Regions from separate parts of the Mus musculus genome. Here region 2 is linked to region 1. A link is a loop called in an ENCODE intact Hi-C map of the cell type or tissue named here. Cell type or tissue: left cerebral cortex. All regions are shown on one strand. Links, peaks and the distances in the headings refer to the core of each region. The heading gives the core; the rest is flanking DNA. Region 1 holds the start of Cbr4 (carbonyl reductase 4). Region 2 overlaps Sh3rf1 (SH3 domain containing ring finger 1).

Evidence for each region. Peaks named below come from ENCODE experiments on the same cell type or tissue, not always from the same donor. Only the 100,000 strongest peaks of a DNase experiment are listed, where the experiment ranks them.
Region 2: a loop joins it to region 1, with 2.1 times the contacts of the local background. A loop is called at or near these places in 8 of 42 quality-filtered maps.

The regions. Positions count from the first base shown.
Region 1 is chr8:61,486,473-61,489,287 of GRCm38, reverse strand. It overlaps Cbr4 (carbonyl reductase 4), which reads right to left and starts at 1,554. Exons shown (of 5, transcript NM_145595.2): 1 at 1,298-1,554. The coding sequence starts at 1,439. In left cerebral cortex, for the core only: a CTCF peak has its summit at 1,306; DNase peaks (open chromatin) are centred at 1,341 and 1,556; H3K4me3 peaks cover 1,100 bases; H3K27ac peaks cover 1,033 bases.
Region 2 is chr8:61,373,187-61,376,001 of GRCm38, reverse strand. Sh3rf1 (SH3 domain containing ring finger 1) reads right to left here. Exons shown (of 12, transcript NM_021506.2): 10 at 1,635-1,993. Among named protein-coding and RNA genes, the nearest start is that of 5730405A17Rik, 54 kb to the left of the region's middle. In left cerebral cortex, for the core only: a CTCF peak has its summit at 1,388; a DNase peak (open chromatin) is centred at 2,495.

The sequences.
Region 1 (2,815 bases), core at 235-2,734:
ATAGATGTACTCATCCAACCAAATGAATAAATGTGATTTTTAAAACTGCAATTAAATCTGGGCATGGTAGTGTATACCTTCCGTCTCAGCTTTGGGATAGGAGATTACTACTGTAAGGTTGTGGCCAGCATGGACAAGAGAGGTGGCTCCATAGAACTCCCTGATCCCTATCACCAAACTCACGAAGTCACTGATGGGCTTGGGGAAGCAACCCTGACTTCAAAGTAAACATATTCCCTATCTGATAAGCTACCATATTAATATATATGCTCCTCAATTTATGATAGGGATACATCAAGATGAACCAACTATATGATGGAGAGCCGAAGAACAGGTAACTAGTACCACAGGGCAAGGTGGAGTATCTAGCAAACTGGAAGCAATGCTGACTGGCTAGGTGTTGAGGCTCGTGTTCACACCCAAGGTGAACAGATGTGTTCCCCTGTGTTCCCAGCACGGAGGAGGCAGAGACCAGCTCCTGATCCAAGGGAAACCTAGGCTGCGTAGTGAGACCCTATGTCCGAGAAAGCTGGATACCACACCGCAGGTTCAGAGTGTACTCTGTACTAAAGACATCACCGTCCCATCACAGTAAGGAGATCTCAGCAACTGGGAAGCTGAGACACGAGATCCACAAGTTCAAAGCCAGTGTGAGTTACATATCAAGGCTATTTCCACATAAGTAAAGAAATATAGTCGGCACCAGACACTCTTAGACCTACAAGATACCCAATGCTTTCCTGATAGTGACATGTATTTTTCTCCATTCTTCAAGTTGTCTTCTCCAAACGAGACTTAAACTTGCAATGCAATGACTAATCCGTTAATAACCTGGGGTTGGGGGGGGGGGGGCTGGAATAGGAATACAATCAAAGGGCCTGGGAAAACAAATTAGTAACTTACTAAAGTCATTGATGGGCTTGGAGAAGCAACCCTGACTTATCAAGAGTTTCTCTTTGAAATACTGTCGGGTGCCTTCGCAAAGGGCAAGAGCTCTCAGCAAAATGCAATCTAGCCATTTGTATCTGACTTCTCTACTTTCAGTATAATCGCGTCCATTCTCTCCTCCCAGAGGCCAGAGCAAGGCAGCTCTCAATATCAGCACTGGCCGCGGGGAAGGCAACTACTTGTCAGGGGTCCTTAGAATCTGCCTGGAGTAGGCGAGAGCCCCTGTGAGTGTTTGGTCATGGGGCACGAGCGATCTGGGGCGCAAACCCGGGTACATGGGCAGGGCCCGTGGACTGGAACTCAAGGACTTGCACCTTGGTCGCACGGCGAGGACACTTCCGGTACATACCGCCGAGCTCGCCGGCGGTGACTTTGGCCACTTCCAGGTTTCTGGAGACGATCGCCAGACGGTAACCCTTCTGGGCCATTAGCTGGGCTACCGCCCTGCCGATCCCCCGGGAGCCTCCAAAAACCGCACAGACTTTGTCCATCTTGGACCGCGGACCAGCAAGATGGATCCCTGAGACTCAGAACTTGTAATAAAAGACACAGCTACTGACAAAACCAGTATGCTCTCCTTTCAACAGACAACCCAGGCCACAAAACAAGGCGCGAGGATTAGACGTCAGTGCACACGGACTCTTCGAGGGTTGCATTGCATTCTGGGACTTGTAGTCCTTACTCTCTTGCACTTGTGAGCATTTTAGTAACTGCTGCTGGATGCCTATTCCCAAGCCTGGTTAGTTCTATGAGGGTAAATGTCCTGTCAAAGAGCACAAGCCGTGTGTGGTGGCTCAGGCCTGTTCACTCATCACTGTTCAAGGCCAGCCTGGTCTAGAGAGTGAGATCTTGTCTCAAAGACAGCAACAAAGAAAGAACACTGTGTAGAGGGATTCAATAAATGCTTGTACTCCTCTTTTTGAGGAAAAGACCTGCTATGTTACCCAGGCTGGCCTCAGATTCTCTATGATTCTCCTCCCTCAGCCTCCACAGAGCTGCTGGCATCTACAGGTATGGGCCTCCACGCTCTTCGACTGATCAGAATAGAGTAAAGATTAAAGAGCAAGCTTAGGTCATTATTGGCAATATTGGGTTCCTATACTCCTAAATAAGATATCCTGAGTGCTTTTTTTTTTTTTTTTAAGAAAAAGTTAGCTGGGCATGGTGGTGCATGCTTTTAATCCCACACTAAGGAGGCAGAGGCAGGTAAATCTCTTGAGTTGAAGACCAGATTGGTCTAGAGTTCCAGGACAGCCAGGGCTGCACAGAGAACTCTGTCTCAACCATGCCTCCCAAATAAACAGATAATAAATAAATAAATAAATAAATAAATAAATAAATAAATAAATGGCATGATTTGTTAGCATTCTAGTGTAAAGAGAACATTTCTTGACAGAATATTAGTGTACTAAATAAAAAAGTAGACCATAGTCCCTATTGGAGGTAGGGAGAATTCTGGAGCAACAGGACTAACTCACATAAAACTCTAATGGGCTAAATTGTTTATTAAAGTACAAAGTTGTATTAACACCAGAAATCAAAAGGCCAGTGAGGACTGAAGGCACAGCAAGCTGGCAAAGCCGGGTCTGAGTATTGATTTCTAAATTGGGGAGGGGTGGGGACCTACCAGAAAAGTTGCACATTAATTTTAAAGTTTTTCTTTTTCTTTTTTTTTTACCTTAAAGAGAATACTATATAGTTTATTAAGCAAAACATGAATGACCAGATTTATGTTGCTACAAATCCCATGTTCCAATGTTTTATGAAGTTTTTCATTGTAATAAAACAAAGCCATACATATTTTTAACCCATCAAGTCTAGCTAGTGGTGTGAGTGTGTGTGTGTGTGTGTGTGTGTGTGTGTTCCA
Region 2 (2,815 bases), core at 191-2,690, 110 kb after region 1:
CTAAAAGCAGACAGAGGCCCTTTTTCACCAATGGACAGTCAAGGGGATGACAATGTCATATACAAGTGGCCACCAAAAGAAGTTACCTCAAACTTTGTGAGAAGAAGAACCCAGATCCTAAAATCAAAGTGTTGTAGGGAGACCTTCCATGTGAACGTGGAGAGGGGAGAGCCTGCCTCTGGCCTCTCTTTCTTGGCCTTCTGCGTCCCATGGCTGTGATTCCACCTGTGAGCTACCGATCTCCATCTTGTCCCCTTTCAGGAAGATTCCCAGATTCAACACTGGGTCCACCCAAAAGGGTAAGTCCTCATCTTCACAGTCCTTGATGCTAGCAAGGAAGCAGGAAGTGTGGGGCTGGGGTCAGGAGGAGGACATCTTTAAGGGCCCTTATTCAGCTCACCACCAGTACCTGTCAGTGCATCCCCTTAGCGAACTGAAGAGCACTGTTCTAAGTGACCGAGGACACTGCCCAAGCCCGAACATTTCAAACTATTAAGATTATTCTTTGAAAACACAAAGTCACACTTGTCCATCTGAGTACAAGTTTAACATAGTTAATGATAAACACTGAAGCAGATACCATTCGTTTTTAAAGTTAATGTTAATAGTTAATCAAATACTAACTTGTCAGCAGGCTCTGAAGTTTATTTCCTTATAAAGTTGTATTTACAGGCTTCTCCAGCCATTTAAGTAGAGCGACATACATTACCACCGAAGCCAGGTGGCTTAGAGCCCTGGGCCACAGCTTTATGGGAAACACACGGGATACTGAGCAAACTGTCAAAGCTGAGGTACAACCATCCAGACTTTATCCACGCTTAATCTCTATCAACTGTATTCTCGGCATCAACCACCTGTCGCCAAGCCTAGGCACATCGACATCTTTCAAAATGGCTTCCTACTCTATATATTTAAAGTCAAGTCCCAAAGGAAAGATGAGGCCTCCCCTATATTTCAGGCGCTCTCTCTCAAGGGACCCTGCTGATCTGTGGTTGAAAGTGCTATACAAGTAACTTTTTAAAAATTTGTTTTTTTTATCTTCTAGGTGTGTGTGTGTGTGTGTGTGTGTGTGTATGAGATACCCTGGAACTGGCATTACAAGCAGTTGTGAGCACTGGGTGTGATCTTGGGTCCCGTATGAGTGCAGTAAGGCTCTATACTGTTAACTTCTGAGCCACTTCTCTAACCCTGAGAATAGCATTTTTGATGGACAGTTTCCAACCTCTCACCCGTCAAAAAACATTTAAAAGAGGAATTGTCAAATAGCAAGAACACTGGACATGAAAATTTGAGGACAGCAAAATAATAAAAGAGTAAGTTACTTGAAGGGACAAAATTCCTCCTTTAGGTTTGGAAGGCTGCGAGCTGAGGTCGATTGAGTCCTACTCACTGTGGTCTCCTTATTACCCAGTAGGGGGCCTGATAATCCAAGGGTATTCAAAAATGAAGAAAAGCATAAGACTGAGACATCAGACTGGGGCAGTGCCCAGGTTTCTGCACCACCATATTCCTGGCATGTGGCACACGAACTTACCCATGGTAAGAACCCGAAGGGCCCGTGGAACAATGAGTCCTTTCACTGGCAAAAAAAAAAAAGTCAGGGAGTAACAGAGAGGAGAAGGAGGGGCTCTCACCTTACTGTCCTTGTCTGGTTTCCCAGCTGAACTGTTCCCACACGCTGATGCAGCACTCTCTGGAGATGTGGGGAGTCCAGGGAGGATGGTCACTGTGCGACCACTGGGCTCTGTCTCCAACACGGCACTGGTCATATTTGGGGAGGCCAGAGAAGCCCCTGCAGCGCAGGCCATGGGGGCATTGGTTCGACTGATGCTGACGGCAGCACCGTGGGCAGCAGGACCCGCCATTGGAGGCAGAGGTTGGGAGGCCAGAGAATGATGGGGCAGGCCCACGGATGCAGGACCGAGGCAGGCGGCATTCTGGACCTGGATGGGAGTCACTGCTGCCGTGGGGCGTTCCTGGCTATGTGCTGCAACTGAGGGTGACAGGAGGGAACACTCAGTGGCTTAGTAAACACTCTTACCAAAATGTGAGCCATCTCACCGTGGTAGACCATAATGAGAGGCAGCTACTGCCATTTATTGCAATAAAGAACAGGTGTAGGATAGCTTAACACACTTAACTCCTCCCTGGATCTCTGGATGCTACAGCTGAGGCTACTGAAGACTTGGAAGATATGCTGTCATCATTCCCCAAAGCCTTTTGGTTATGAATAATAACTTCCCACAGCATTAGAAACACAGGGCCAGTTTCTGATGGCTCGCCATGGCAACAAGCCACGGCGGTCTTAAGTCCTTTACCCATGATACATTTTTCTCTCTCCTCTCTCTTTGAGTACCTACTTTTCTTCACAATCGTTCAGATAGAAATCGCTTGCATTCATTTTACTCCACTGTTGTCACCCAAGACTCTTGGTAGGTTTCTAATGCTGCTGCAGAGTTAAGAAAGGCACTTGACTTCCCATCGAGTCTAAAATAGACCTGTGACTAAATTCGTCAAAAAATAACCAGCATGCTGCTTAGCCGAGAATCACGCAATAGTCACACAGCTAGGAAAAGTGAGACCGGAGGCAGGACCTTGACTGCAGAAGTCATGTTTCAAGTCCCCAAACACATTCTTCTGATACCTCAGGTCTCTTGGATTTGAACGAATGTGCAGGGTGCACTTAGCCCAAGAAGAGAGTTATAGAATGCCCGTTATGGTTTAGACATACGACGTCCCTTGAAAGGCTTCATGTGTTAAAGGCTTGGTTGGAAGCTGACTGGTGGTCCTGAGGGGTGACTAGATTATGAGGGTG